Regions from separate parts of the Homo sapiens genome. Here all the other regions are linked to region 3. Evidence: chromatin loops called from intact Hi-C (ENCODE). Cell type or tissue: B cell. All regions are shown on one strand. Region 1 has its middle 87 kb from the start of VPREB1. Region 2 has its middle 49 kb from the start of IGLL5. Region 3 has its middle 36 kb from the start of VPREB1. Region 4 has its middle 67 kb from the start of IGLL5.

Evidence for each region. Hi-C counts contacts between places; a loop is a spot of excess contacts. Peaks named below come from ENCODE experiments on the same cell type or tissue, not always from the same donor. Only the 100,000 strongest peaks of a DNase experiment are listed, where the experiment ranks them.
Region 1: a loop joins it to region 3, with 4 times the contacts of the local background. A loop is called at or near these places in 15 of 110 quality-filtered maps.
Region 2: it touches region 3 in a loop (4-fold over the local background); 2 of 110 quality-filtered maps call a loop at or near these places.
Region 4: it touches region 3 in a loop (7-fold over the local background); 4 of 110 quality-filtered maps call a loop at or near these places.

The regions. Positions count from the first base shown.
Region 1 is chr22:22,153,439-22,161,438 of GRCh38, reverse strand. It overlaps IGL. Among named protein-coding and RNA genes, the nearest start is that of VPREB1, 87 kb to the left of the region's middle. RefSeq lists an enhancer at 4,362-4,521 and a silencer at 5,631-5,773. In B cell, CTCF peaks have their summits at 4,366 and 4,565 (motif pointing left); a DNase peak (open chromatin) is centred at 4,518; H3K4me3 peaks cover 801 bases; H3K27ac peaks cover 4,948 bases.
Region 2 is chr22:22,932,912-22,940,911 of GRCh38, reverse strand. No RefSeq gene overlaps it. Among named protein-coding and RNA genes, the nearest start is that of IGLL5, 49 kb to the right of the region's middle. RefSeq lists an enhancer at 5,075-5,454 and a silencer at 6,625-6,714. In B cell, CTCF peaks have their summits at 4,763 and 4,962; DNase peaks (open chromatin) are centred at 1,161, 4,470, 5,131, 6,060 and 3 weaker places; H3K4me3 peaks cover 1,743 bases; H3K27ac peaks cover 7,217 bases.
Region 3 is chr22:22,204,919-22,212,918 of GRCh38, reverse strand. It overlaps IGL. Among named protein-coding and RNA genes, the nearest start is that of VPREB1, 36 kb to the left of the region's middle. In B cell, CTCF peaks have their summits at 4,776, 4,977 and 6,402; DNase peaks (open chromatin) are centred at 2,381, 4,848, 6,508 and 6,908; H3K4me3 peaks cover 368 bases; H3K27ac peaks cover 587 bases.
Region 4 is chr22:22,951,033-22,959,032 of GRCh38, reverse strand. No RefSeq gene overlaps it. Among named protein-coding and RNA genes, the nearest start is that of IGLL5, 67 kb to the right of the region's middle. RefSeq lists an enhancer at 4,172-4,321. In B cell, CTCF peaks have their summits at 2,718, 2,917 (motif pointing right) and 4,125; DNase peaks (open chromatin) are centred at 2,942, 4,142, 5,022, 6,002 and 1 weaker place; H3K4me3 peaks cover 375 bases; H3K27ac peaks cover 1,600 bases.

The DNA.
Region 1 (8,000 bases), 51 kb after region 3:
AGGACATGAACTCATCCTTTTTTATGGCTGCATAGTATTCCATGGTGTATATGTGCCACGTTTTCTTAATCCAGTCTATCATTGTTGGACATTTGGGTTGGTTCCAAGTCTTTGCTATTGTGAATAGTGCCACAATAAACATACGTGTGCATGTGTCTTTATAGCAGCATGATTTATAGTCCTTTGGGTATATACCCAGTAATGGAATGGCTGGGTCAAATGGTATTTCTAGTTCTAGCTCCCTGAAGAATCGCCACACTGACTTCCACAATGGTTGAACTAGTTTACAGTCCCACCAACAGTGTAAAAGTGTTCCTATTTCTCCACATCCTCTCCAGCACCTGTTGTTTCCTGACTTTTTAGTGATTGCCATTCTAACTGGTGTGAGATGGTATCTCATTGTGGTTTTGATTTGCATTTCTCTGATGGCCAGTGATGGTGAGCATTTTTTCGTATGTTTTTTGGCTGCATAAATGCCTTCTTCTGAGAAGTGTCTGTTCATGTCCTTCGCCCACTTTTTGATGGGGTTTTTTGTTTTTTTCTTGTAAATTTGTTTGAGTTCATTGTAGATTCTGGATATTAGCCCCTTTGTCAGATGAGTAGGTTGTGAAAATTTTCTCCCATTTTGTAGGTTGCCTGTTCACTCTGATGGTAGTTTCTTTTGCTGTGCAGAAGCTCTTTAGTTTAATCAGATCCCATTTGTCAATTTTGGCTTTTGTTGCCATTGCTTTTGGTGTTTTAGACGTGAAGTCCTTGCCCATGCCTATGTCCTGAATGGTAATGCCTAGGTTTTCTTCTTAGGGTTTTTATGGTTTTAGGTCTAACATTTAAGTCTTTAATCCATCTTGAATTGATTTTTGTATAAGGTGTAAGGAAGGGATCCAGTTTCAGCTTTCTACATATGGCTAGCCAGTTTTCCCAGCACCATTTATTAAATAGGGAATCCTTTCCCCATTGCTTGTTTTTCTCAGGTTTGTCAAAGATCAGATAGTTGTAGATATGCGGCGTTATTTCTGAGGGCTCTGTTCTGTTCCATTGATCTATATCTCTGTTTTGGTACCAGTACCATACTGTTTTGGTTACTGTAGCCTTGTAGTATAGTTTGAAGTCAGGTAGTGTGATGCCTCCAGCTTTGTTCTTTTGGCTTAGGATTGACTTGGCGATGCGGGCTCTTTTTTGGTTCCATATGAACTTTAAAATAGTTTTTTCCAATTCTGTGAAGAAAGTCATTGGTAGCTTGATGGGGATGGCATTGAATCTATAAATTACCTTGGGCAGTATGGCCATTTTCATGATATTGATTCTTCCTACCCATGAGCATGGAATATTTGGGCTTCCTCTGTGAAAACACAACACATAATTCTTCCCATTTTATAAGGAGTCCGCAGGAGAAGGTTGTCTCATATACAAACTGTGCATGAAATAAAGTACATTTGCTGAGAACAAGGACAGTTCAGCCATGCACCCACTTCCCCACAAACTCATGAAGCCATGTTTCTCTCCCTACTTGATTCTTCAGGAGATCACACATAGAGAGCAGGGTGAGCATTTGGGAGGATCCTTTAACCTGACTGAGTGCTTCACTGAATGCTCTAGTAACTGAGGAGAGAAACGGGTTGGAAGGAGAAGCTATTTGAGGGGATGGAAAAGAGAAACAGTGGCCTCAGGCATCTTTTGTAGTAAGGGGTAAGAGAGGCTGAAGAACGAAGAGGGAATGTGAGTGACAACTTTCAAGAAAAGATGAAAAATACCCATGGCTTTTCTTCTAGAAATATTTTGGTGATTGTCTAAGGAGGTCACAGAGAAGAAGGAAGTGGAATGAAAGGGAGAGAAACAGGAGAACTGAGAAGGGAAGTTGTGAGTTTGAGATGGGGAAGCAGAGAGGGTGAGGAGGGTCCATGCTTGGGAAAAGACTGGAGAAGAAGCCAGTGCAGAAATTGGGCAGGAGCCAGCAGGGATGTTGGATCAAGAGGAGGTTTGAGTTGTGTTTGCATTCATTTCTATTTCTTAAAAAAAAAAAAATAGAACCTCTCCCAACTTCCCATCTGCCCTCTGTGATCAGCTCCCTGCCTGGAATTGGGGATTTCTCTTTGATCATAATCCTTTAGCTCCCTCTCAGATAAATTTCTATTTGGTTTCTGTCTGAAAGTGGCTTCCCTTATTTCCCACCATTCTTATGAATATGGTAATATTAAAACATGTATGTGGATCTTTGGAAGAAGGGGCCTTCTAGAAACGCAGAATTTCAGTCCACAGTCCAGACCCACTGATCAGAATCCACATTATCCAGGATCCCACATGATCCATGTGCACATTCAAGTCTGAGCAGCTCTGGGCTGATCCAGGGAGGAAGGCGCTGGTGGGTTTGGTGATAGGTGGTTCCTCATGCCCCAGTCTGTTCTGCGTCCTGCCCACATGTCCAGCAAACTCACACTGTTGTACATGATGCTCTGGGCATGCTGCATTTGTGACTTCCCAAACAATATGTAGGTGTCTCCCCCTGCACTCTCAAATCCACAGAGATGACCAGGAGTGTTTTGTTAATAACAAGGTGATCTTCCCACCTTCACATCTTGATACTAGTGAACAAGTGGAATTATGTAAAAGCTACAATTTTCCATTAGATCTCATAATGTTAATATTATTATTCAGTTCTCATATATTTAGGGATTTTTAAGACACAAGGATTTCTTATCTTAACCTTAAATTACAAGCATATTTATAAAGTTAGAAATATGAGCACAGATATAATCATATTCATGGAAAAACTGGTTGCCAAAATGAAAGAAGTACAATCAATTTCAGAAGTATTGTGTAATTTATTGTCTGGTGTATTGGTTTCCTAGAACTGCTGTCAGAATGTATTAAACACAAGTTTGGTTAAGATAACACAAATGTATTGTCTCACAGTTCTGGAGGCTAGCCTCCCAAAATTCATAGAAAGGGCAATGTTTCCATATATACCTGAGGGGAGATCCTTCCTTCCCTCTTTCTGGCTGCTGGTGGTTTGCCAGCAATCTTTAGTGCTCCTTATCTTGCAGCTGTGTAAATTCAATCTCTGCCTTCGTCGTCACACGGCATTCTCTCTGTGTCTTCCAATCTCCTTACTACCATCATCTTATAAGGACACCAGGCACATTGGATCAAGAGGCCACCTCGCTCTAGGATGGCTTCATCCTAAGAATTACATAAGCAATAACACTATTTTAAAAATAAGGTCACATTTAGAAGTACTGGGGGTTAGACCTTCAAAATATTTTCCTAGGTGGATACTTTCTTATATAACATTAGAGAAGAGAATCCCTCTTAACACTTTTATAATTTTTAATGCTTAAAAAGCTATGAAATACACACTATTAACATAGAACATGAAATAAACTTTATTAATATAATTTCCTCTCTTAGCTTTTAATAGGCAAAACAACAACAAAATCTTTTGAGATCCATCTTTCTGGATGAAGTGTGTTTGACCTTAGTCTTTAGAGTTGATCTCACTATTACTGTTCTGTTTGGAATATAAACATAAATTCTTCTTTTTGGGAATCTGCATCTCCCAAATGATTCACAAATATTTTCCACTTTAAAATTCAAACAGATACAGGAATCAATTTACACCCCTCCACCCACCTTTCTCTCTACGGATAGTTAAAATTTAGGTGTCCTTGAGAGCTCAGGTGTCTGGCCACGTGATCCTGATATCCTACGTTCATGTTTGTACCCCGGATCAGCCAAAAGCTCGTTCATGTCCTGCTTCCCCATCTGGGTCTCTCACTGTGCTAAGGACCACTGTGGTGTAGCCCACAGTATACTCAGCCTCATCCTCAGGCTGGGCCCCTTGAGGGGTCAGGGCAGCTTTCCCCCAGGAGGGAGCCAGAGAATCAAGTGGGCATCCAGGGGTGTTTGTTATCTGTGTTACACATCAATGTCCTGAGGACTTGACCAGGCTTCTGCTGAATTCAGTGCTGTGGTGCTGAAGCCACACATGAGAATAAGTCTCTCTCTTTAGGACACAGTCAGTGAGGGCTCCTGAGTCACCACAGCCTGAGAACTGAACCAAGAAACTAAAACAGATACATGTTATGTGTGAGGAATCACAGCAGACAGATCCCTCCAAAGTCCTGTCTTTGAAATCTACATGAACCTGGGCAGTGAGGAGGGAGAGAGGGGAGGATAGACATCCAAGCTATGGTGTGGACTTTCCAAGGATCCCCAGAACCCCCGGCTACTTCTGGACCCTGGGACAGTTCCTCTAACTCCTCGTCACCTCCCCGGGTAGATGTGTGTTTGGTTAGGACATTATGCAAACATGGGGCCTCTACCAAAACCACCGGCTCCCTAAGTTCTGAGTGCTCAGCCAGGCAGCAGCCGCTCTGTCAGGGAGGATGGGCTGCTGGGAACTCTGAGTTTGCCCTTTGGGAGAAAGCACCTGCTCTAAACCCCAATTCGGGCCAGTGAGTATGGACCCAGGAGCCATAAATGAGAGCCCCGGGAGTTCATTTCCGGCCTTGCTCACCTCTGAGAAGATCCACAGCTCCCTCTGCTGGGCTTAGATGGCTATTGTTTGTACTTTCTTCCCTACTTAACGGTAAATAATTCCTCTAATGCCTGAACTTTAATTTCACTGTTACCTGTTCCAGAGTCCCTCCAGACTGTTCTTTTTAATTTATTGCATTTTTCTGTTTTCTAATTTTAATTTGGTTTGTTTCTATGACTTATTTTTCTTTTCGGGATTTGCTTCTTTTCCACTTGTTTCAAGAATGTCCCCTCTGACACAAGTTTACCTACGTAACATACCTGCACATGAACCCCTGAACCTAAAACTTCAAAAAATAATGTCTAAAATTGCTCACTGAAGGAATTGTATAATTACTCCTTAATTAATCTCAGTTACATAACATCAGCACCTAAATTATTTCAGTATTGGTGTCTATCAATTGTCTTTTCTCATTTAAGTTGTGTTCTTCTGGTTCTTCATATGGAAAGTTATTTTACTGTATCCTAGATATTGTGGATATTATAAGACTTTCTACAAGTTTATCAAGACACATGAAATAGTGCTTGTTTTTGTTTTATTGCTTTTTTTTTACTTTGTCATTAAGAGGAAAAATGACACACATTCCCCTTTGTATGCATTTAATTTCACATTTTGCAATCAATCAAATCATATGGGAAATGAGTTACCCTGTAGTCTGCTTTGCATCTGCTGAAATATTCCTGAAGCCTCTTATGTCTCTCATCCTCTATCTTAGCCATTTTCTTTGAAGTTCACCAAATATGCCAAAGTGTTGCTTATAACTTGAGGAAGAAGAAATTCACCTTTGATCTCAAGTGACTGCCATGATTGATAGAAAAAGTGCTTGTGATGATCCCATTGGGGGCCTGAAGAATAAATGATCTGAGTCTACAGTGGTTGAAAACCAGACTCCAAAAACAAGAAATTTGCTTCAGAAGCATAGGACTGAGGCTTGATCCAAGGGTTTGAGTGTAGTTTCCCACTTGTATTTTTGTATTTGTCCCTGTGGTGATATTTCAGATCACCACACCGAGCATGTAACACTGGGCCTCATTCTTGGTCTAGTCCTCATTATAACCAGAGTGGCTTTTTCTTCATGAAGAGAACCAGGGGATTGTGCAGGGGTCCCAGGACCTGACTGCTTGTGCCCACCATTGCCCTGGGGACATTGCCAGATGTTCTGTTGGGCCCAGCTGTCGAGATGCTCTGATGACAGCCCCAATTTTGGAGCCATAGGTGAAGGTGACTGCCCCTCCAGGAGTTGTGGAAAGTGAATGTTCCTGTGTCACCACAACCTGGGAAGTAACTCCTGAACCCAGAGAAAGGAAAGAGATGTCATCAGGACAGGAGAAAAAAATCCCAGAGCATACAGACACCCAGTAGTTTCTAAGTAAATATGTTTATTACTAAAAAAAATCATTGAGCCAACAAAACACATATAAATATCTACCTGCCTCTATTTTGTGAGTTAAAAAAAATAAGATATGATTTCAGTGTTCTTTGTTTCTTTGGACTATAGTTACCATCCAAATTCTCAGCCAGGAACAGCCTAGAAACATCCTAGTTTCTGGGAGTCAGCCTAGAAACATTTGGGAGTCAGCCTAGAAACATCCATATCCTTCATGCACAAAGTCCAAGTCCTCTCCATGCCAAATGTATTTTATGACATAAAGGTATCACGAAGCTGCTTTCTGCTCTTCATTCCAACTCTAACTAACCTAGAGCCACCCACCATCATCTCCCCATGATGGTACCAGCGCCCCCAGCTTGTCTTCCTGTCCCAGATCTTCCCCATTTCATTCTCATTACAGCTGGAGACTCACTGACCAAAGGCCATGTGAGCTTGTCCCTGCCACCTCACAGTCCTTCAGTGACTCTGTGAGCCCTTCTCGGGGGCTCATTCTACTGATCTGCCTCAGCCTGCCTCTCAAGCTCACAGCTTCCCTTCAAGGAGCTCCTCCTGGCCCCTTCCTTGATCCAATGACCTTAGGCTCAGGCTAAAGTCACTTTTCTCACTGACTGTAATGACCAGTGTCTCCTTCTATGGATTCTCACCTCTGATGAGATGTTCCAACACTCCCCCTCCACCTATCTCACTCCTGCTCATTCTGAAAGTCACACATGAGACTCTACTCCTGTGGATTAGGCCTCTTTGGCCAAATCCCCACTCACCCTCACTTCCACACCCACATGGACCATCCCCCTCATGGGTTTTCTGTTCTTTATGTCTTCCCTCTCAGCTCCTGTTCAGTGGCTGATGACAGCATGCAAAGACAGAGCCAAAGAGGCACAGTTGTTACATCTCTGTTTCATGTTTTCAGTTAGGAAAATATAATTCTGTCAGATGAAAATTTACTCATACAACATCTGGGGCCTCTATGTTCTCAGCTTGGACACTCCAAAACCCTCCTTCTCAGAACAGCCCACAGCACCCCCTGCTTGGTCCACAGCCACAATCCCTCCAGGGCCTATGACCCACCTGAGAAACATGGGTAGCAGATTCATGGTTATGCTGAGCACCTTGAACTAACCTGGTTAGGGGCCCTGAAATATCGGGCCACACAGAAATAGAAGACACCCTTTTGTCTTCTCCAGGAGGGACATTATAGGTGCCTTGGGATTACTTGGGTCTGAAGAAGAAGGTTCTTAAAGTGATAGGAAAGATTTCACAATAAAGAGAAGTTACTTAAACACAACAGCTCACTTGACTCATTGGAAAGAGAGTTAAGGCTTGAGGCAAGAGGTACTTACACCTAAATGTGCACCCAAACCACTGGCTCTTTAGAAGTTGATAATAGCCCATGAAATAGACAGAGAAGTCCAAGTGGCAAGAGGACATTCCCCACTAGAGTCTACCTCACCCTTCATCCATAACTTTCTCAAACACCTCAGAATTCCCAATGTGGTGCACTTTTGCGGTCACTTTTCCTGAAGGCTGCCCACCTTACACATGTATCTGGGCCTGAGTGGTGGCCAGTGAGAGGCTATTTTTGAGGGTGAAGCATCGATTTGTGGTCTAGACTTCATGTACTTGCTGCTCTCACCCCTCACAGCCTGCTCCAGCCTCCAGACCTTTGCATCTGCTGTTCCCTCTGCCTGGGATGCCCCCACCCCTCCCACCCCAGCTCGGCTCACTCCACCACTTCTTTACATAGGTTTTATTTCCATTTCTTTGTTTTCAAGTGGAAAGTCACAAAATTTATTACACTTATTATCTATTTATATTTTCCCTGTATAAATGTCTATTTCTTTCATTTGTTTTAGTTTGTTGTGGTGGTGGTTGTTGCCAATTTGCAAATGTTTTCTATGAATCCTAGATGATGCCTTTTCACAGGGTAACTATAACTTCCTGGTCTGTTGCCTCTGATAAATGTTCCACTAAATTTCTTCCTTTAGTGTTTATTAATATTTATTAGTCTAACATTTTTGTGTAATTTTTTTTTGAGAAGGAGTCTCGCTCTGTCACCCAGGCTGGAGTTCAGCGGTG
Region 2 (8,000 bases), 730 kb before region 3:
TCTTTGTCAGTCTGTCTATTCCTCCTCCTCCTCCTCCTTCTTCTTCTTCCCTTCGTCTTCTTCTTCCTCCTCCTCTTCTTCTTCTTCTTCCTTCTTTCCTCCTCCTCCTCCTTCTTCTTCTCCTTCTCCATCATCATCATCTATCTGCTATGTGAAATGCAAGGCTGAGTCTGGAATTCCAGATACAACCAGTACAGATCTCCAGGCTGCACTGGAAACTTTCTCTTTATACTCTTTTCTTCTTTAATTAGGAAAGAATTCACTATGTTTGAAAAACAAAGTGAAATGATGTGTTGTACAATGACAGGCCCTGGACAAACTGTCACACTGGACTCCAATTGGGTGTTTCTGATGCCCTGCTCCTGGGCAAAACTGCCCATGTGTCAGTGGCAGCAGAGTGGACAGCTGAGTGATGGGACCTCCACACAGTGGGCTTCTAGTCAGCAGTGAAATGAGTAATTCATCAACATCAATATCAAAGAGACAGTGTTGAGAAAGAAGCAAACCATGAAAAATACACATGGTCTTCTTCAATCCGTATGAAGTTCAAAAGCAGGACAAGCTGAAAAACCGTTTGTTGAAGGGCACACACAGGAGGTCAAACTTTAAGGAAAAGGAAAGAGATGATGAATTCCGTGGTTCCTGAGGTCTAGGCAGTATTCCTAGCCCAGGAGGCTAATAGATGTGAAACTCACATCATGTGGAATTCACCATTTTAAAGTGTACAATTGAGTGGCATTTAGTACATTCACGATGTTGTGCAATCATCACTCCTATTATTACTCTGTAAACTTTACAAATTCATCGTATTTATTTATTTAATGGTTGTTACAGTTTGCAACTAAAATAGAAGGAAATACATCAAAATATTAGCAGTGGCTCTTCTGGGTGAAGTACAAGGGGCAAATTGTTTTCTCCTGTTTGTTTTTCTGTACACGTTGTTTACTGTGTCACATTGTTTACTGTGAATAGTTACTATTTGAAACTAAAGATCAAGGGCGATAAACTGTATTTTAAGAGGAAGTCAGAAAACAAACAAGGTGGCCCTCTCGTATGCTGTGCTGACACCTGTGTCCCTGTAGCCTCAACTACGCCTGTTGCCCCCACCTGCGCCTGAAGTTTGAGGTCGCTGGTGGCACCTCTGTGCCAGGGGGCCCTGGAACCTCTCCTAGGATGGTCCCAGAGAAAGGAGAGAGATCTGCTTCCTGGAATCTCAGCTCTAGATGCTTTGGTCAACTCCATGTCATCTGTGTTTGATAAGCTTGATTTCCATTTGTTTTGGCCCCTCTTTTAGTGTGCTTTTTGTTAGCAGAAACTCACGAACTAGAGAACTGCAGGTCCCCCAGGGGAGTGGGTTGAGATGTTTTTGACATCAGCCACCTCTTTCTCCCACAGTTTTGTTATTAAAACCCCATTTTAACAACCTTGAAAGACAGGTTTTAAAAGAAAGTTGCAATTTTCTTACAATTCTACTGCTTAATTAAAAGAGTAGGCCCTGTGGTTCCCTTTCCCCATCCTGGTGGTGTTCTCCCTGCCCCTGTGGTGGTGTTCTCCCTGCCCCTGCCTCTCACCAGTGTATGCTGTTCCCAGGTGGCAGTAATCCTATCTCAGGTCTGGCATTCCAAGGCAGGCTCCTGCTCCTGGGTGGGGAGGGGCCTCCATGCTGGGTTGAATGTCTGTGCTTTGCTGTCCCCTGACCCACAGAGTGCCCTTGGACAGGACATAGGTCTCAGTTTCCTAAGTGAGAGTCCCGGATTAGATGGACTGTGGTTAACCCTTTATGTGTCATGGCCTCTTTCTGTATAAAGCCACAGATCTTTCCCTGCAATGAGCATTTATACAGACACTTTTCAGGGTTTTGTGAACCCGTGAGCTGGACATCCTAGAGCTCTCCTTCAATCCCATGGCCTCTAGGGTACCCTGCTCTGGAAAGGCAAGACTGGGCCTCTTTTTTGGGACCCCGGAGGGCAGACCTTGGGTTTCGTCGTGGCACCCCTGCTGGGTGATGTGCCCAGGGCTTTCCACGATGATCCCACTGAATCCTCACATAGCCCTGAGGGGAAGCTGCCACCATCATCACCTCCACATCACAGAGGAGTACACAGGCAGGACAGTCACACTCGGACAAGTGGTGGAGCCAGGACACAAACCCAGGTCTGTCTGGACTCTAAGCTTAGGCTCTTACCATGAACTGTGATCCAACCATCGGGAGAGTCAGCCCAATGACCTTCAAGTTCCCTCCAATGCTAAGGTCACACCTGAGAAGCTTGCTAGGGTTTCTAAAGCATCTTCGTGCACATATGTCCTTCCAGGGTTCTTCCCAGCAGTTTGTGAGATGGGCAGGGCAGATGAAGGGAAAAGGCTTCAAGACATTAAGGAAAGGGCCCAAGATCACACCCGAGTCAGGATCAGAGCAGGAATTGGAATCTAATCTCTACACAGAGTTGCCAGATACCAATCTGTGCTTCTCATGGTTAGAATTTACCTACTTATCCAACTATTCACCCATCCAACTACCCACCCACACATGTACCCACCAGTCCACGCATTCATCTATCCAGCCATCCACTCACCCACCCAACTATCCACTCATCCATTCACCTACCAATCCACCCACTCATCCACCCATCAATCACTCACCCATCTATACATCCATCCACCTACCCCTTTCTCCCTCCCTCCTTCTTTCCCTCCCTCCCTTTCTTTCCTCATTCAGACTGTTTATTGAGAGCCTTGAAGGTCAGGCACTTGGATGGCTGCTGGGGAGATGAAGCTTGAAGATGTGTGAACGGGCTGCTCCTCTTGGAGACATCATCTTTTCCCTCATCAGTGAGGGTTCTGGAAGGGGAATGTGGGTTGGGAGGCAGGCAGGATGGAGAGGTGGCTGTTGAGTTCCTGCCCTTTGGGTTTTGGGTCACAGTACTAGACTCATAGAATTGGGTTAAAAACTTGTATTTTTTTTTCTAAGGAGAAGCTGGAAAGTGAACAAGTAAGATAGGGCGTCTGGCTCCTTGCTGTGTATAGAACAGATACCCAGCAATGACCATAGGTGCAGAGTTTATTTATGTAGAGACTTTTTGAATATAAGAAAAGAAATGACAAATATATATGAGTTACTATATAATGAATATAAGTATAATTAAAATAAACCAACTATAGGTAGTGCAGGGTGAGTTTCCAATAATAAATTCTAAACCAACTTCCATCATTCATGGAACCAGATATTCTATTCAGGAATTAATATGCATTCTCCCATACATTTCCTATTATACACATGGGAGGTAGCTACTCATATTAAATCAATATCAAATAGATGGGAACATGAGGAGAGAGATTAGCTACCAAGGTAAATTGTCATCTCTCAGTGGCAGAGAAATTTGTCAACCGAGGTCTTCCTAGAAATATGCTCTGACCTACCATACAATTCTTCCTGCCTGAGGAACTGGTAAAAACTCTCCAAGTCCATCCTGGCTTCCTTCTTTCCTTCCCAACTTCTGCTCATCCTGACCTGACCTTGTCCCAAGCTGCTCTATGGCTTTTATTGCTCTTTGCAGAAATCGCTTAAACTTTTTGTTTGCAGTTGCTCCCTCCTCTGTGTTTAACTGTATTTTAAGGGGGGGTTCATTTTCCAATCCTCTTTGCTAAATGTCGGCTGCTAGGTACTCATCCCCCCTGGAATGCCCTCTCTTTCCATTTTTATGACTCAGCAACTTTCCCTGGGCTTCCTGCCTCTGAGCTGGCTGGAGCTGTGAGACAATTTCGGGCTTTGGGCAGCACCTAAGACATACAGGATGCGAATCCATGTTAGGATCGTAGTGACCTCTTCCATATAATCCCCCATTGTACTACTCCTCAAGAGAGAACACTCTGTCTTCTCATCAGTGTAATCTCAAACCCTGCACCCTGACTGTTGTGGGTGTAGCAGACACACAAGAAATATTTGCTGAATGTTAAGTGAATTGGAATAAACATGTTGATTTAAGTGACAAAACCTTCTATTTTTCATAATAATAAATGTATAATGATTGTCAAAAAATGAAAAAAGTTAGATGTACAAAATGAAAACCAATATTACCTACAGTTTACCCCCGCAACCGGTAGCCCCGGGGAATAGATGTGGATACGGATGTGCATCTAGGTATGGATAAAAATGCAGGGATTCATGCACACACAGGTCACGTCTTATCTGGTGGCCTCTTTGGGATAATATGTTCAAGGCTTTTCAGATGCCATTCGCATCATCGAATACAGCATTTTTATAGGATCTTACATCTTAAATTGGCTTAATGTTTTGTTCTCCGATTATAAAATCTGAAAACAGGAAAAATTAAATAAGAATACAAAGCAAGTCTCTGATCCTGCACTGCCCAAGAGGCCCTGTTAGCGCGTTGGTATGGCGCCTTCCAGATCTTTTTCTGCATGAAATCATGGGCTTATCACAAAGATGGGAACTTCTTTCCTCACTTCTTCTTGCCCTGTTGTGAACATCTGTCTATGGCCCTTCTCCAAGGCCATCTGGGGATGTGGATGTGAGGCTGGCATCTGCTCTCGGGCTCTTTTCTGTCACGTTTTGCTGTTAGCTCCCTGGCTAACATCCACATGCACTGGCTCTCTGGCATCTCCATGATAAATTCTTATGAGCAGGATTTCTGGGTCAAAAGAGAGTGCATTCCCAGGCTGTGGAGACAGGGGACACGTTCAGGAGGGCCTAAAAGGCTGAACCGTGTCTCAGCCTTGAGGCCTCTCAGAATCGCCAGCTTGGGAAGTTAGGAGGCCTGTGGTTGCTCATCACTCCCTCACCAACTCGTTCTGCCCAGGGAAGGTCCTGGGGTGGGGGCTTCAGAGCCCTGTCCTGGCCACCCCCCTCCCTGGGGTCCTGCTGACAATCAGGGCCACTGCTGGCTGGTTCTGAGATGCCTTCTGGTGGACCCTGGGACCCAGGATGGAGCTCAGGGTGTGGGGAGGCAGCCAGGGGGCAGCATCAGGCCCAGGGGCTGGACTAGGAGGGGGTGGGGTGGGGCGCAGGCTCTACTGCCCCCACCTGTGAGCTGCACAAACATCCAGCAGCAGCCCTGAAACTGCCCCATGCTCCTCCTGGGCCACACCTGGGCCTGTTTGTCACTCATCCCATGCCCGGGTGGCCATGAGCTCAGTTTCTCTTCCTCTTATTTTTCTCCTTTTGTCACTCTGAGTTCTGGTTTCAGCCAACTTGGGGTTAAATTTAGCCTGGGGATTTCCAGGGGTGGCCAGCTGCAGGCAGGGCCACCAGAGCTGGGAAAGCGCATCCCCCAACCCCATCCCTTGGCCTGGCCCCCACCCTACTCCCATCTCAGGCCTCCCTGGCCAACCCCTTCACCCAGGAATCTGCTGGTTTCCTGAATGGCTGGCACTCGGGGTCCCTGACCCAGTTCCTCCTTGACCAGAGGGAAGGCTGGGCCCAGGAAGGCAAAGGCATTTGCCCAGGTTCACACAGTGTCACCCGCAGGCCCAGGCAAGAGCAATGACTGAGGGTAGGTGAGGGTCCCCATAGGCCAGGCACAGCTTAGGCATCATCTCAATCCGCAAACCTACCTTGTGGGGAGGGACTCTTATCACCCCCTTGGGCAGATGAGGAAACTGAGGGCTACAGAAGAGAAGCAGATTGCTCAAGGTCAAGGGTTGATGAGGGCTGAGCATGGTGGGGGGACCCCTTCTCTGTCTGACACTGAGGTCTGGGCTCCCAGGGCAGATGCCCCTTTGGGAAGAACAGTGCTCTGGGCTCCCACAGGCCTTTGCAGCCACCCTCCTTCCTTGCATCTCCCAAGGCACAGGGAAGGAATGGCCATCAGGGCCTGTAGCCCTAACTCTCATCCATGCTGCTTTCAGGCCTCTTTTCTGCACCCCTGAAATGGGGCTGGAGCTGTGGAATGGTGGAGGAAGTGAACAATCTGGTCTCTGGCAGAGGGCAGTGGTCCACACAGCCACCCTCCATACAGGTCTTCTCCATGCAGGCTCCTCCACACGGGTCCCACCACACAGCGCCCTCCACACGGGCCCCTCCACACAGGTCCCCTCCACACAGGCCCCCTCCACACAGGCACCCTCCAACAGATCCCCTCCACATGGGCCCCTCTACCTGGCACCCTACCGACAGGCCCCTCCATGCGGGCCCCTTCACACATGATCCCTCCACGCGGGCCCCTCCACGCAGGCCCCTCCACATGGGCCCCTCCACACATGATTTCTCCACACAGGCCCCTCCACATGGGCCCCTCCACACATGATCCCTCCACACGGGCCCCTCCACACATGATCCCTCCACACGGGCCCCTCCACACATGGGCCCCTCCACACGTGGGCCCCTCCACATGCCACCCTCCATACAGGTCCCCTCCACATGGGCCCCTCTACATGGGCCCCTCCACACAGGGGCGCCTATGTGAGCTCGGGCAGATCCCTTTCTCTCCTGGTCTGTTTCTCCATTTGTCAGATGGGAGGCCCTGGGCTGGAAGTCAGGACACCACAGAGCTGGCTCTGGCTTTTTGGGATCTAACTGCTCTGGGCCTCAGTTTTCCTACCTGTGAAATGGGACCATGATTCTGGCTGTGGCCTCACAGAATCCCTGAGTGGCTCAGGTGGATAACATGTGTCCACGTGTTTTATAAATGGTACGGGACGATAAGGCCACTCAATAGCGTCTCAACACAGGATGCAGCTACCTGTAGAGTTGCAGATGTGGTCAGACCTGAGGTTTAGGGCCTCTACTCTCGGCCTTGCTCTCTCTGGGCCCTGCCCCTGCCCCTCTGCAGAGCTCTGGGGCTTGGGGCACTCTGGTCCACTGGCCTGGACCAGCATGAATGTTCATGGCCTTGGTCCACCGTCCAACCCAGAGAACTGTGCACCCTGCAGGGCCCTGCCTTGGGCCTGGCTCCCAGCATCCTCTGCTCATTCCCTCTCCTCCACCGGGTGGTCACTACCTGTGTCCTATGCAGGGCCCAGACCTCTTTTCTCCCTTGTTCCCTGCCCCCCTGGAAGCCTGGTCCATCTTGGAGCCCATCCATGTGGCACAGACTCCAAGGACTTCCTGGGTATTAAGTAGGGTGGCAGGCCAGGTGACGTGGGGGACAGAGTATGGGGCCTTTGAGGTGAGCTTTCAGGGTGCTTCCATGAGGGCCCTTGTGCACTACTGTGGCCCTGTGGGAAGAAGGGATGCTGTGGTCACTCCTATACCTTTGCTCACACTCACCCCTAACACACCCGTCCTCTCTCTGCCCTTCAGTCCTTGATCCAGCTCCTAGGCCTGTTTGAGGTTGCTGCTGCCACCAGGCTACCTTTGATGACCACATGGAATCCCCAGTATCTCCTGCCCCTTGTCTTCTTCAAGCAAGGGGGTCTCATCTGCAATCTGAGCTCTGGGCTGGGCGGGGACAAGTACCCCCCCTTGCTTGCTTTACTTCAGGAACTGGCCTGGGTGGCTGGCATCCTGTGCATGTTGAGGGGACGGTGGTGGGGGATGCCAGTGGATGAGCTGATTGAAGATGGTGCTGGGTCTAGGGCCACCCTGTTCAGCCTCGTGGGTGGGCCTGTGGGGAGGAAGGCAGAGGTGGGGGCACTCATCCCTGGCCTGCCCACCCTACAGTTCGCATCTTATGTGTCAGGTGACATGTGCAATGGCTACGTGTGGCGGGCCTGGCTCCTGGCTTTCCTGGGCCAAGGGAGCTCCAGGCTGGTGTCCTCTAAGAATGAGCTGGTGAAGTCCCACAGGTGGATGGGATTTGCCGTCTGCAGGGGTGAACCCAGGCCCTGAGGCTGGGTACTTGGTCTCCTCCCATACTCTCATCAGAACCTGGAGCCCTGGAATATCCTGGGAACGTTTCCTCCACATGGAGAAAGACAGGGAGGTCTGTAACGGGGGCAGTGGGTAGGATCTGGTCATCGGACAGGGGGCATTAAGCCTCACCACAGTGGCCTGTTCCTCACACCTGTCAACCTCTCTTTGACCTCAGCATCTAGACCCAGCA
Region 3 (8,000 bases):
TATTTAACAAGCTTTAATTCAACAATGTGTAAGAACATCAGAATAATATAATGCCTTCTTGGTAGATAAACATAGCAACTAAAAAATACAAATTATTTCATATTTTTGAATTAAATTATTGTATTTAAATGTTTTACACTTTTGCTTATTTCTCATATTGCTAGAAAAATATGTTATCCAATATCTTTATGGGCCATAAGCTTTCTATTGTTCCACATTAAAAATAAAATGATTCTAGTGGTTCAACCTTAGGGGTATCTTTTTTTTAGATATAAATGGACATTATTAAGAAATTAAAGAAGTATACTATATTCCCATATTTCTTAATTTGTCTTTGTGTGTGTATATACACATGCATGTATATATATATAAATATATACACACATGCATACACACAAATATATATAATATAATATATGTCTATATATGCACATGTATATGCATATGTGTAGATGTACATATCTAGATATTTAATAAAGGAATGATGGTTAGAATTTCCTGAAAATTCATAGAAAAGGCAATTTTTGTTGTTAAATTATTTAATAATGGGAACGAGAGACACTAAATAAATAGCCCTTGACACAAAGCCGTCTTTTTTTTTTTATTTTACTTTAAGTTTTAGGGTACACGTGCACAACGTGCAGGTTTGTTACATATGTATACATGTGCCATGTTGGTGTGCTGCACCCATTAACTCATCATTTACATTAGGTGTATTTCCTAATGCTATCCCTCCCCACTCCCCCAACCCCACAACAGGCCCCGGTGTGTGATGTTCTCCTTCCTGTGTCCATGTGTTCTCATTGTTCGATTCCCACCTATGAGTGAGAACATGCGGTGTTTGGTTGTTTGTCCTTGCCCATAAAAAATTATGAGTTCATGTCCTTTGTAGGGACATGGATGAAGCTGAAAACCATCATTCTCAGCAAACTATCACAAGGACAAAAAGCCATCGTTCTCACCCTGAGCATGTTGCCCAATTTTTATCTCCCTCTTCCTTTGTGAATTTTTCCATCAGAGATTCTCCTCTTTGATTCCTGTCCCCTGATAGGGCGTGTCACCTCGAGCCACAGATCTTTCAGGAAACACAGGACTCAGGCCGCTGAAACAACGAGGAAAACAAGGTGACACCATGCATAGTGTCCTTCTCTCACCTTCACCTTTTATGGATTATTCCCGGCTAGGACTACAACTCACACATTTCCCCCACTCCTGTGGCTGGGATAGCAGGAGACACAAAGCACCAAGGGTGTGCGCCCACCGGAGTCAGAATCGGATCACTTCCTTCCCATGATGCTCAGGTAGACCTTACTGCCTGGTTCTCCTTCTTCTCCAGGAAGAGCAGCCCTTGGGAGGACTCCGGCATCCTATGAGCAGGGAGCTTGTGGCAAGCAGCTTTGCCTGCAGCTGAGGCAGGGATAGAACAGGCTGCACGGGTCCTGAGGAGGGCAGCGAAGCCCACAGCCTGGGTATGGGAGGAGTCCTCAAAGGAATCACAGTCATGTTTTGAGCCTCCAGACAGACAAGGACTTCTGGATGGCAGGAACCCAGCTGATCAGTCTGGAATGCTCTTTTCTCCTGCTGGGCAGGGCTGAAGACAGTTTCTCTCTGACCAGCTACTGTGGACCCAGAGTGATGACCAGCCTGAGCCATAGAGTTTGTGCCTGTGTAGGGATGCTCAGGCTGAGAATGAGGCAGCAGCAGTATGACCACAGTGCAGGAAGCTGGAGGGGCATGCAAGCCACGTGCTCACACCTGGAGTGGAGGGACATGCAAGCCACGTGCTCACACCTGGAGTGGAGGGACATGCAAGCCACGTGCTCACACCTGGAGTGGAGGGAAAGCCTCCTTGATAGAGCAATATTGAAGGCACGCACTGCATTTATTGTCACATGATTGTGCTGTGAGACACCTTACATATTTATATTTAGTTGTCAGAAAAACCTCATGGTGACTGAGACAGATGTCAAACTCACCTTTACCCTCCCTTGGCCCATGCCATAGGAGACACATCCTGTACCACAGCTTCTGGAGTGGGAACCCTGCTACAGAATATGCTTTAAAGTGGTATCTGCCCATGTTGATGTGAAGACAGCTTTTCCTTTGTTTTCCCGTCACCTTCCGTTGAGGGGTGAGATCAGGCCCCTCCCTGTTAACCAGATCTGGCACTAGTGATCTCTCGGCACTGACAGTTTCTGTGGAAGTGACACTTTATAAACCAAGTCAGAGCTCTGAATTCTCTGGGACTGCCCAGCTTCCTGGAAACCCAGGCCACATGGGAGGCCTCAGGTAGGTCATTCAGCCAAGGCCGGCTTCACTGCAGACTCTCAATGAGGTCACCTTCAGTCGATTCCAACCCCTTCATACCAAATCAGCCCCAATCTGTGAAGCTTTTTTGCTGAGGCTCCATCATAAGGGGAAATGAGTCACCCACAGCAGCCGTGTCTGAATTACTCACCTATGCCTACAAGCAAAAAAAGTGCATGTTTTATTCCACTCTTGAGGCTGGATAATTCTTGTTTCCTTATCTGTTTGTTTTTGCATAATAACAGATGTAGCTCTTGCAGGAAACTCATAATATAAAAGAGAATGAACACTGCAATCTGAGTTTTCTTCCTTTCATGTTCTGCAGCCTTTCAGGTTGTGATTCCAAATATAAAAGCCAGTAAGTTGGCCTGAACCCTGGAGGCGGAACTTGCAGTGAGCCGAGATCGCGCCACTGCACTCCAACCTGGGCGACAGGGCGAGACTCCGTCTCAAAAGAAATAAATAAATAAAAATTTTTAAAAAGCCAGTAAGTTTTTGCATATTCTTACAGAATTATTAACTGAACTATTAATAGCACTGACATCATGACAATCTTTTTCCTAAGGGCTTTTTATGTTTAGTTATTTATTCTTCATCTACTCTAGAGAGTCAGGTGGCAGCAGGAAGGAGGTTTCTCTGCTCCACTAAGACTGTCCCCAAGCTGGGAAGGCTGAACTGCTCCTCATCACCTTCCTAACACTCCTCCTCCCATTATCATGTGATATTCTTACTCTTTGTTCATTTTCTCCTCCAGTTGGAAACTCAAAAAGGTAAATCTGTTTTCTAGTTTTGCTGTTTCTCTTTTTGTGTGTGCTCATGTTTAAGATCCAAACATACACAAGAAATTTGAAGGGAATCGGCAATGATAGGCACTTGTACCAACAGCTTTAAATACCACGAATGGTAGTGACTTTGTCTTGAACATGACAACCCTCTTATCTTTGAACCAAAACCTTCACTTTTTAGATGAATTTTGGGGTCGTCACTTCCTTTCCTATACCTGGTTTTCATGAGATCATAAGAATGTGTGTGATTGTTTCTTGATTTCTTATCCAAAACAAAAATTTAATTCTACAATTTTGTGAGATAAAAATTTCATTTAGAAAAGTATATATTATATATTTCTTCACCCAACATATTCGCTCAAACAGAAATGCACTGGTGAAAATACTGTGATTTTTTTTTTTTTTTTTTTTTTTTTGAGACAGTCTCGCTCTTTCGCCCAGGCCGGACTGCAATGGTGCTATCTAGGCTCACTGCAAGCTCCGCCTCCTGGGTTCACACCATTCTCCTGCCTCAGCCTCCTGAGTAGCTGGGATTGCAGGCGCCTGCCACCGCACCCAGCTAATTTTTTGTATTTTTAGTAGAGATGGGATTTCACTGTGTTAGCCAAGATGGTCTCGATCTCCTGACCTCCTGATCCGCCCACCTCCCAAAGTGCTGGTATTACAGGCGTGAGCCACCACGCCCGGCCATGATATTTCTTTATTAATTTCTGGGGAAATGGTCGGTCTTTTTTGAGGGATGCCCTTTTTCATCCTTGTAAGACCATGCTGATGCATGCTGCCCATGGGAAGCCAAAGGGTCAATGAATCCCCTGGCATTGTGTCCAGTCACTCCATTTCCTTCTCCCGTAGCTTTTCAGGGAAGCAGCCCTGAGAACTCAGAGGATCTTTCTCTGATTGAAGCATCTGACCTCTGGTTGATATCTCTAAACATGCTGTTTTTTCAAAAATCATGTTCACTGTCTTCCAATGACTGTGCAAATGTCTCAACCCACATCCTCCCAGATGCTCAAGATAATCCTTCATTGATATAAAATGGACTCTAATTGCTAATATTCTGAGAAAGTTTTGCTTCTATGTTCATTAATGAGATTGTCTTGTATTATTCAAATCTGTTTCTGTTTCTGTTGAGTTTAGTTTTACTCTTTCGCTGGAACATCAAAATAAGTATGTGTGTTTGTGTGTGTGTGTGTGTGTGTGTGTGTGTGTTTATAATTTTATACAAAGGTCCAGACTGTATAAATGGCAGTTAGCACTCTCTAACCCAGCCCTCTACAAGGAGGTTTAGAAATAATGGATAGAACGAGATAACAAGCTCCTCATGCCCAGACGATAGGACTGAAAGGCAGTGGTAATGTGCACCCAGAAACCTTGACCTCATCCCTAAAAGAACTCCTGATCTAAAGACTGAGGATTTTGAAGTGGACTGAGATTCTGGCCATGCTGGAGAAGCTCCAGGGTTCTTCTTGCTGAGTCTAAGTTGTTAGGATGGGAACTTCCCCAATTCCAAGTGTTTCTCATTCTGTGCCCAGGAAACATTGTAGTTCAAGTTCCTTTGAGCAAATTTGTTCCTGCTGTGTGATTTGTCTCTGCTTGAAGGGCAGGCTTGGACAAGGACTCCATGAGGGCGGAGGATAAAATAGGAAGCATTGGAGTGTGAGTCTAGTGCTCAGTGGCTCCTGAGGTGCAGGAAGTGGCTCCTGCTCGGTGGTGCAGGTGCAGGAAGTCATACTTCAGTGAGGACACTGCTTGCTCAAGTGTATGAGAACCAGTATTTTCCTATGTGGCCTGGCCCAGAGCCCTTCCCTCTCAGGAACAGTCCAACAGCACCCCCTGCTGGCTCCGATCCCAAGTCGGGTGGCCCCTCAGACACAGACCCAGCTCTTCTGGAAGGACATCCTGACCATTGCAAATGGATCTTTCAACTCATGACCTAAGGGAGTAGAATGAGTGGGTCCTCTCTGCAGTGTTTACAGCTGAGACATTATTTCTTTCACGTTAGTTATGGTCTGCAAAGAGCTAATCACAGAATGTGTTTCAGGATGCACAGTGATGATTTACCAGATATCAGCATCACCAGGCGTGTGAGTGTGTTTCTCCCAGGGGCCTGTGGTCATCACCAGTCTGTGGTCATCTTGAACCCAATCTAAGGCTTAATGTTCTGCTGAGCCTCCAGGTGGTTCATACCTGGGGATAATTCTACATGGGCTTCTTTTAGAGGTTGACTTATTTTGTTATTGTCGTTATTGTCGTGAGGGTCGCCTGTGAGATTCCTTCAGCTCCTACTGCACAAGCCTTGGCATTATAGCCCATAAGAATGATGCTGTCAGAAAAAAAGTGTCTCTTGCTCTGTTTCGCCTCTGACTTCTTTTGCTATTTAATATTATCCTGGTAATACCTCTTTTCTTTTGACCATGTTATATATTTAAGGTATTTTAGTCTAATTTTATAATTTTCGTCAATATGTGGATGGATATAAAAAGACAATTCTCAAAAGTGGAACCCCTCCTTTCTTTTTGGATGTTCTCCCCATACTACTGGCCTGAGGAACCCTCACGTCCCATTTCCCCACCATCACTGGGCCCTGATTCATTTTATTCGTTAAGAAGATCCCTGGATTTAATGGGGATTGGATTCACAAAGCCTAGGTCTCAGAGAACTTCTATTCATCCAACATCTTTCCAACCAAAGAACCAGAGACAAGCACTAGAAATGTGGAGTCAACCTGGAGGCTTGAGGCCTTCATGGCTCTGAGAGCTGGGTCCTTACTGCGGAGGGGCTGCCCTGCACCTGGGAACAGAGCAGCTCTTCCAGAGGCAATCTCAAAAGAAAGAGAAACCTAACTTCTCTGTGGGTTCAGAGCCCAAAGGGTGATCAGCAAAGCCAGGGCCAGATGTAGGGACATGTGAAGCCCATGAGGGCCATACCTGCCAAACTTCTGCTGCTCTTCTCATCCCAGCAGACAACAACGAGGGCTATCTTTGTTACTGTGGACATAGTGATTATGTTTTCATTGGGAGACCAGTAAGAAAAGGTGTCTTTTCATTGAATCCGTAAAGATAAACAGAAAATACCATTAAGCCCTCTGGTTTTAGGAGCACGTGTGATAGCATCAGCAAAAACCTGAGCTGGTCTTGGTAGTATTCACTCAAGCAGGCAGAAAAAGGGCAAAGATGGATCTGACAGAAGAGTTGGAAGGCCAATTTCTATCTAATTTTCTCATATGACAGTGACTGTTGGTGGTGACTGAGGCTGCTGTGCTGCCCCTGAATAAATGTCACCATCATCCTCATGCACTGACTGGAACCCAGAGAAAGTCAGGGAGGCTGAACTGCCGACTGGAAGAAGGGACCTGACCTGTGATTGCCCAGCATTAAACTTTTCCACCAGCAGGTGTCCAGAGCATTTCCTGGCTGAACCTGATAGCAGGATCCCTTACCCTCCATGCCACTGGTGGTTCCTGTGACTTCATCGAGATTCAACCTGAGGGTGGCTGGATCACCACAGGCTAAGCCCTGACTTCTAGCTGGAGACATAGAGAATCCTGGAAACTGAAGATGTCCAGAATAATGTGTACCCAGAGAGAAGAGAGGGGTGTGTGTGTGCGTGTGTGTGTGTGTGTGTGTGTGTGTGTGTGTGTGAAAGAGAGAGAGAGAGAGAGAGAACATGTGTCTTCCAGGACCCATTCCTGCCTAGGCAGAGCCTAAAGTGAGTGGCAGCCTGCCTCACGGCCAAAATGTGATCTTGAAATAGCAATTATTAAAAATGCTCAGGCAGCATCCTTTCAATAAGTACCTAAGCCTAAACTGGGGAGTACTGCATTGACACATTCATAGGCTGATCAGTGAAGGGAGAAACCACCTAAATGAGGATATTAACGTGGCATTTCTATGTCTTTCCTCATTGAATTAAACGCAAGTACAGGTTCTATGATCACTGAGCTGAGAATCTTTTCAAAGGAGAATATTCTTTCCAGTAGATTTAATATTATCACAAAATTAAAACAAACCAATTTCATTATTCTCACATTCTAAGACTCTGGTATATTTAAACGTTAAATTAAGAGCATGTTTTGAAAACCTCTCAATAGGGGCAGGAACACCTATATTTAAGACTCCTCTACCTTTACTTTAAAGAAACACATCACTTTCCATTTGGAGGGGAATGTCAGAATTCTATCAGCCACATAGATCTTTTTATAAAGTATGATTTTACATTTTATTTATTCATTCAATCAACTGGGAATTGCTGTATTGTACAAATACAATGTTGTACAAAAATCACAGAATGTTACAAAATAAAAAGTACAAACTGCATTACTTAATAAATGTGACTACAATTAGGCAAAGTGGCAATATGATAGATTTTAGGTGGGAAACATTAACACAACAAACCATACAATCTCTGCAGACATTTGTACATTATAAAATAGGATGATCCTATTTTGCCTTTTAAAAGAATTTAAAAGGAGTATTAAGACGGTATCTTCTGCTATGAAATAACTGCCGAGGTTGGCTCCAGGCATTTATGCCATTAGCTTTTAAAACTCTTAGGGGACTCCAACATGCTATATTGCAGTAGGTTTAGCTTGTCACAGAGTCTTATACCATGTTAAGATTACCTTAAAACAAAATCACAAACATAAATAAAAACAATTGAGATCACCCAACATTCTGCTCTAACATCAATCTAGTGCAGATTAGTCACTCTGCCATCAGCAAGCATCAGACTTTCATTCAAGTAAGACCTGGTACAATCCGTTAAAGAAGAAGAAAAAAAAAAACTTCCCACAATCCTTTGTTAAGTATTTCTCTCTAAAAGATTGACCATTTCTAAACAAATAATGGTTCCAAAACAACAAATCTATTTGTATCAAAATGTAATGGGCCAATCATTTGGTAACAAGAA
Region 4 (8,000 bases), 750 kb before region 3:
TATCCTGGGGACATCACAACATAGTCCTCTCCCAGTTTTGCTGGCCAGCAGTGAAAAGACCGAGAGGCTGCTTTCGGGTCTTGTTTTTACAACTAGACCTTCGAAAGACATAAAGCATCTGTGTCCCTGCTTTGTAAGGTTCCAATCACCCCAGATCTTTTTCTTCATCCCCATGAGCAGTGGGGGGTCACGTTAACAATTTGGATCCAGTTATTCTCAGCAGCTAATGTCCTTCCAGCAGAGAGGGCGGACGCTGGGACTGTCCCATCATCGATGTTCCTCCAGCTCAGCCATCTTCTGGCTGCTGGACCAGATTGTCTGACTTTATTACCCAAGGGCTGAAAGGCTTATTGTCCCTGTGGCCACTTGGAAGCTTATGATCTTTGACTCCTGAGCTGTATTCTGTCATCCATTTAGCATAATATAGCGATCAGTCCAAGGACTCCAGTTCCTTATTTTACTTGTGAAGGATCATTTAGAAAAAAAATTCAACCTCCTTAGCAGTAGTTTGTCCTGGAATGTTGGTTTTATTAATAATTACTGTGGGTTACACCTCCCCTGCCTTCTCACCTTCTTTGAGGTTTCCCACATGAAAACCCCTGACACTGACTGAGGGATGGTCAGATTTTTAAAAATGTGACATTGGGGTTTTGAGGACCAGCATTCACGTCCATCCTGTATGAGGCCATCCTTGAAGTCAGAAGTTTTCCACTCTGAACCATCATTAGAGGAGTCATCGCTATGGTGACATGATGGTTTTCTCTCTTTCCATGAACTTGGAGATGGGGAATTATTTGAAAAGATAGAGAGCTGAGTGTCCAACCTCACTCTGGTCATATGACGTCTCTAGGGGAGCAAAGGCTAAAGGAAATTGGTTTCCTCCTTGCTGTGCAATGCACTAGCTTTTGGACACATGGCTGTCCTGTCACTTTTTACTGGAGCTAGGCCCGAGGCATTTGCAGGAGTGTAATTTATTTGGCCCCAAGCTGTGACACGTTCTGGGTCCACCGGAAATTCTTGATTTCTTTTATACTCTGCTGGGCGGGCTTCTCTAGGGTACTTATTCTAGGAATAAATCTCACGAATCTTTGTGGGCTTTGAAGTCCACATTGCTCCTTGGAGAGGAGAGAGCATCTGCATCCATTCTTTGCTCACCCACCACCCCCGAAGTGGCCATTCCAAAGAAAGCTGCCTGTGTTCTCACTGGCTGATATCTATCCCCATTTTAACCTGATTTAGATGGGGCTGACCAGCATTTATGGTTTGGTCACAACGCTTGCCTTCTGCAGTTCCCTGTGGCAGCTGACTGTTTGCATTCTGCAAGATGAATGCCTGAAGGCTTCATTTGACTTCATTTGATTGAAGGTCTATCATAGTAGCAGTTCGGAGATGACCTTCATTTCCATGCCATCTTTTGATGCTGAGATATTGTGTCAACCAGGGTAGACTCAGGAGGCAAACCACACCAGTAATTTGAACAGGGATTTTTTCAGAGTTGTTAAACTATAAAGAGTGGTGAGCTCATGAAAAGGATAAAGCAGGACTGTACAACGTTCATGAGTAGCAGATTCAGAAAGCAGCTACCGACTCACGCGGAGTGAGTGAAGGAACTAAGAGCTTGAGAATGGGACCCCAGGCAAGGCTGAGATTCAGACTTTTCCAGGAGAGCATGGTTTTGCTGTGAGCTGTAGCCTGCCAGAGGCCAAGACGCTTGCCAGAGAGTGTGAGCAGAAGCTGGTCCATGGAAGGGCCTATCATTGCCCAGGGGTATGTGGGTGGGCTGGTGCAGGTCTGGAGGATCAGCCCCAGGGTGGAAAGGTGATTGCCTGAGGATGCAGTAGGAGCTTGTCTGTAGAAGCAGCAGCCAGGGACTTTATATTTGCACAGATAATCTTTTCACACATTGCCCTTTTAGGGATATGGAAAGTAGAGTCCTGGGCTAAACAGATGCCTTCTTTAACAGTTCACTATGGAAGCTGGATGTGGTGGCTCATGCCTGTAATCCCAGCACTTTGGGAGGCCAAGGTGGGAGGATTCCTTGAGGCCAGGAGTTCGAGACCAGCTTAGGCAAATAATGAGATTCCCCATCTCTACAAAAAATACAAAAATTAGCTAAGTGTGGTGGTGTGTGCATGTAGTCCCGGCTACTCAGGAGGCTGAGGCAGGAGGATCACTTGAGCCCAGGAGTCTGAGATTGCAGGGAGCTATGGATGCACTGCTGCTCTCTAGCCTGGGTGATACAGGGAGACCCTGTCTCAAGAAAAGGAATACACTATGGAAAAGGAGGTGAACGTTCGGTGGTCAGCAGCCTGTTGCTGCCATAGGGGGTTTTAGTGGCCAAAGGCTAAGTGTAATGGCTTTGCTATTGCAGGGGCCACCCTCACTTCCCCGCCTATCCTACCATAGGCTGAGATATTTAGGCCACTGAGATTCTGCACACAAGTCTTACACACAGAATCAGAAGGAAATTGACCAAAGAAAGGCCCTGAGATGGTTGTCCAAATTCCAGGAGGAAGCGCTCATGGTGAACCAGTGCTCTGGTCACACTAGCTGAGTAACTCTTGTTCTAGGAGTGCTGTGGTGACTGCTTTGGGTTGAGGGACGCTTCTGATAATTCTCAACCAGGGGTAAGGCAAGGGGTCTGCAGGCAGGCAGTGGGAATGACTGCTGTACGAGGTCACTGCTTATTCCAACACCAGGAGCCATGCCACTCTACCCCAGCTGCCACAGGAAGGGAGACCTGCAGGCTGCCCATGTAGGAACTCCCCAGGCATTGAGTTTTTGCTGGAGTTGATGGGTCCCAGGGTTGGTTGAGGAAGAGGACAGGAACCTTTCGTGGGGGTGCTGGTGGGAGAAGAGGGGTGTTTCTTGTTTTCCCATACTCTAGGCCCTTCTCTACATGGTCTGGGATTTGCTTGACTTTGCCACCAGATGTCGCTGTCTACTTGTACAGAAGCACGGGGAGGCGACTACAGCCTGCCCAGAACTGAGAATTAAGAAACAGGGTTGCAAAAAGCCCAGTGGTGTCCCGCAACTGGCTTGCACCAGCTCAGGAGAGCTGATGATTTAAGAGCATCTCTTCCCAACTCTGTGTTCAGTGGGGCACCTTGGTAGCTTGAAATCAGCCATGGTGGGATTATTTATACCATGGAAATGGGCAAATGCTACAAATTAGGACTCCCACCGCCCTTGCTACTCTGTTAGTTGTTAAACTTTTCCCAGCACACCAGTGGGCACAGTGACCATTTAATGACAAGGATTGGGAAACTAAGGCTCAGGCAGTTTATTGAATTAGTCACATAACTGGAAAAGAACTCTGTGTGTGAAGCGCTGTGTTAGAGAAAACAAGAGTGAACAAGTCCTTTTCGTCTGCCCAGTCACAGGAGGGAGACTCAATATCTAACTGCAGTGGAGGACTGCCCTGGTGTCTGGCCCACGCATGCTGCCTGCCTGGGTTAGTTGAGAGCTGTAAAGGAGGGTTGTAGTAAGAGCTGCGTGGTGCAAATGGAAAAGTCTGCTGATATCAAGTGTGGTAAAGAGTTAGAGAAACAGAACCCACACATTGCTAGTAGGGTGTAAATTCATCAGCCACATTAGAGGGCAGTAAAACTGAAAATGTGCATTCCTCCTGATCCAGCAGTCCTGCCTCTGGGTATTATCTGGAAGATCTTATTTGCTAATTCCTGCATTACTTGTGGTAGCAAAAAGCTGGAAACAGCCTAAATGCTGTTTAGTCGATATATATATATATATATAAATGTATCACTATATATGTGGTGGTACATATCTATAAAGAGCCTAAATGTGTAATATATAGATGTGCCACACTATCTATTTATAGTGTGTAGAAAGTATATATAGTATATATGTATATATAGTATATATATGTAGCGATACATATACATATATACACACACATATATATATGGCCTAAAAGCCTAATATATAAATGTACACTATATATATATATATATATATATATATATATATATATATATATATATATATGGCTTCTGTGCGGAATAAAAAGAAAGGACAGCAGGGAAACAGGAAAGCACCTTCTCGCCGCGGTGGCCTCGCAGCTTCCCCCAGGTGCTCTCTTTTGGCAAAGCCTAACATTGCAGCGGCGGGCAAAGGAGGGCGCTGTTTACCAGCCGGCTTCCTAGAGCTTGCGAGAAAGGGGCAATTTGCAGCTAGAACATTCCGCTGATAACTGGCAGAGTTCACCCGCTTTCCTACTTAGCTTCCGTATTTATCTTTCTACACACATTTGAACTTCTGAGGAACCAAAAAACAACTCTGTTTCCGTCTAATAAGAAGCAGTTATCCTTTATATGAACGAAATTCTCACCCTCTCCTCCAAGCGAGATGCAGGCTCCCAAGAGCCACTGCATCCACAGCTAACTATATTAGTTTATCTTCATCTTTAGTCACAATTTCACTGAATACTCTGCTAACAACTCATAATAAGAAAAGATAAATGGTTAATAACTCCAAATACATACATATACCACACATGACAAGCAAAGTAAAAAAATGTGCTTTTTTACTTGGTCATGAATAGAATTACCAGATAAAATATAGGATGTCCAAACAGTGAATGCATTTTTAAGCATAAATATGTCCCCAATATTGCATAGGACATACAAATAGTACTTTTAGTAATACTATTTGTTGTTTATCTGAAGTTACTATCTCACTGGACGTCTGTATTTTCGTTTACTAAACCTGGTAAACCCTAGTTATGAGCCACAGATGCTATCTGTGACTTCTTTTGTCCACTACCCATTTGATATTTCCCTGTTCCACAGCTAGAACCTCAGCTGGTTACAGATCTTTATCTGGTGGGAAGATCTAAACCTTCATTCTTGAAGGGTCTGAGTAGGCAGAAGTACTAAGATGATGAGTACTCGGGGTTCTAGGTGAAGTCCTTCTTGCCCCCACTATGTGACACAGCAGCCCAATTTCCCCTCGTTAGCACCAATCAGTCCTTCCAGTAAAGTTGCCCCCGTTTCTGACTGTTAGTTCCAACTCAATGGAGCCATTGTGGTGTCCCCTGGGAGAGGCATTATATTCTTGGGAACTAAGATCTTCAAAGCAGCAGAGCTCAAATGTTCGGATAGCAAGCAAACCTTATTTGAGCGTATTAGGAGGATTATTTGTGGAAGAAGCCACTCTCACTTCTATCCATCTATTCTCAGACCCATGTACTGTGGCTCCTGGGGAGACTGTGTGTATTAACCATGCTCTTTTATTTTCTGTTTTCTGATGATCTGACATCTGGGGCCTTGCTGACCCTGGGGCACTGCCCCTTGCAGGGTTAGCTAATTCTTAGAGATGGCAAACAGTGAGCCTTTCTTGTGCAAACCAACCAATCCAGAACCCATACCCTGAAGCACTTTTTTTTTTTTTTTTTTGAGACAGAGTCTCGCTCTGTCACCCAGGCTAGAGTGCAGTGGCACGACCTTGGCTCACTGCAAGCTCTGCCTCCTGGGTTCATGCCATTCTCCTGTCTCAGCCTCCTGAGTAGCTGGGACTACAGGCACCCGCCATCATGCCCAGCTAATTTTTTGTATTTTTAGTAGAGACAGGGTTTCACCATGTTAGTCAGGGTGGTCTCGATCTCCTGACCTTGTGATCCACCCGCCTTGGCCTCCCAAAGTGCTGGGATTACAGGTGTGAGCCACCGCGCCCGGCCCTGAAGCACTTTCTTTCCTGGGCTCTCACAGGCTGGGCTGCTATCCACCTGCCCTCATCACTCCAAGACCAGGTACCAGACAAGTAGGTATCTAGTTGTTCCTGTGCTCCAGAGCCCACCAAAATTATTCAAACTAGCCAATCCTAAACCTGCTTACCTTGCCTCCCCTGTTCCTTCCCAGTGGAAACCACAATAGAGGTTCTTGCCTGTTTTCTCCCCCTCCCCTCTGCCTCCTGACCAATGCTGCTGCTTCTCTGTGTGGCCCTGTGTGGCGTGGTTTGTTCCCTTTTCTTGAGATCTGTGAGTATAACAAATCTTTTCTTTATACCAGTCATTTCCTTGTCTGCATGTCTTACCATACCTGATTTAAAAATATCCCAGGCACCGTTAAAACACTGTCACTTGATGGTCTTGAGTCAAAGCATAGACTGTACCCTTAAGATAGGACCTCCATATTTCAGGGTGCCATCTCTCAAGTCGTGCCACAACTGAGTCTTCAGTAAGTCACTCCACTTTTAGTCTGGCCGTGCCTGGGCATGGGTATGTAGTAAGAGCAGTTAATTCCATGCTGCATTTCCTTTGCAGTGGAATCAGTTCCCTGATTAGACACAGCACTGTGGGGAATGACACGATGGTGGCCAGGGATCTCAGGAGTCCAGGGTTGGTGATGCTGGAAGAAGCATTACAAGCAGGGATGGCAAATCCATATCCAGAATTTGTGCCCCTTCCATGGTAGAAGAGATCAATGGAATTAATCTGCCAGCAGGAGGCTGGCTGGCCCCCGACATTAATGATATATAAGGGTCTTGGTGTTGGTCTCTGCCCTTGACAGATTGGCCACTTTTGTCAGTGGTAGCCAGGTCAACCTTAGGAAGAGGGAGATTTTCTGCCTTAGGCCATTTAGTGTTATTATAACAAAATAACCAAGGCTGGGTAATTTATAAATAAAAGCCATTTATTTGGCTTATGATTCTGGTGGCTGGAAGGTCCAAGGTTGGGCAGCTACATCTGGTCAGGACCTCAGGCTTTTTCAGCTGATGGCAGAAGATGGAAGGGGAGCAGGCAAAGTGACCATATGGAGGGAGAGGAAGCAAGAGAGAGAAACTAAGGAAGCCAGACTCTCTTATTTAACAACTTGCTCTCGAGGGAAGTAAGCCATTCCTGTGAGACCAATAACTCACTCCCAGGAAAGGCATTAATCTATTCACAATGGATCTGCTCCCATGACCCAAATATCTCCCATGAAGTCCCACCTCCCAACGTTGCCACAACGGGGACTAAATTTCAACATGCATTTTGGAGGGGAAAAACCACATCCAAGCCATAGCAGCCATGCTCATGAGGTAATGCACAGCCTCTACGTGTGCCACCATGACTGTCCCCTCTGTCCACAAGCCCACTGGGCAAATACTGGGATGGCTGGGGAATGAGGTTGACTGACATCTATGGAATGTGTCATTTTGTCCACCTGATTATCGAGGCCTCTTCTGCAGAGAGTGTTCATGTGCCATGTGGTCAGCATTCATATGCAATGCTGGTGTCTGCTCATAGTGTCCATAATGAGGGGCCCATCCCTATGCCTCTTCCCACCCTTCCTTGTCATTAATTTTCAAATCTGATCATTGATCCTTCTGAGTCCCTGACCAACCAGCCAAACCTCTAGCAACTCCTCATGAGTCACCATCATCTGTGTTATTTGCCATCTCTCAATCCAGACCAAGTTGCCAGCGAAATACCCCCATCAGTCTCCAGCCCCTGGGCAAGCCAACCTTCCCTGTGTCATTCAGGGCAGCTCGAGTGGTGCAGTAGTGCTGCAGCTGGTCACCTTCAGGGATCAGCAGCACATTGTGCATACCCAGCTGTAATCAAGCTCATGTGTTTTCTTCCTCAGTCAGTTGGTCCTGAGGAACAGCCCAGGAAGCCTTAGGCTGGATGGAGTCTGAGGAGCAGGTGTTGAGGGATCTGAGCCACCTGCTCATGACACTTGCTTGTCCCTTCTGGGCCTGACTGAGCCTGGGCTCTTATAGGCAGTTTCCTCTGGTGATTGATTGCTGCTTTGGCTGCATGGGTCAGGGCACCCAGGTCATGGTGGGAAGCTCAGGCTGGGTGCTTGCCTGGTGTCCTATGGGTAGGCATTTAGTTTCCACCAAGGCCCAGTGGTGAGCGGAAGCTGTTTCTCAGAGGAAGCAGAGTCACCTGCAGAAGAGGGTGCAGACTTGCTCCCACGTCCTAGAGGTCTGCACGGTGATTCTTCTGCTGCTTGCCAGATGCTCCGTGTGGCACCCCCAGTCTCTCCACAGAT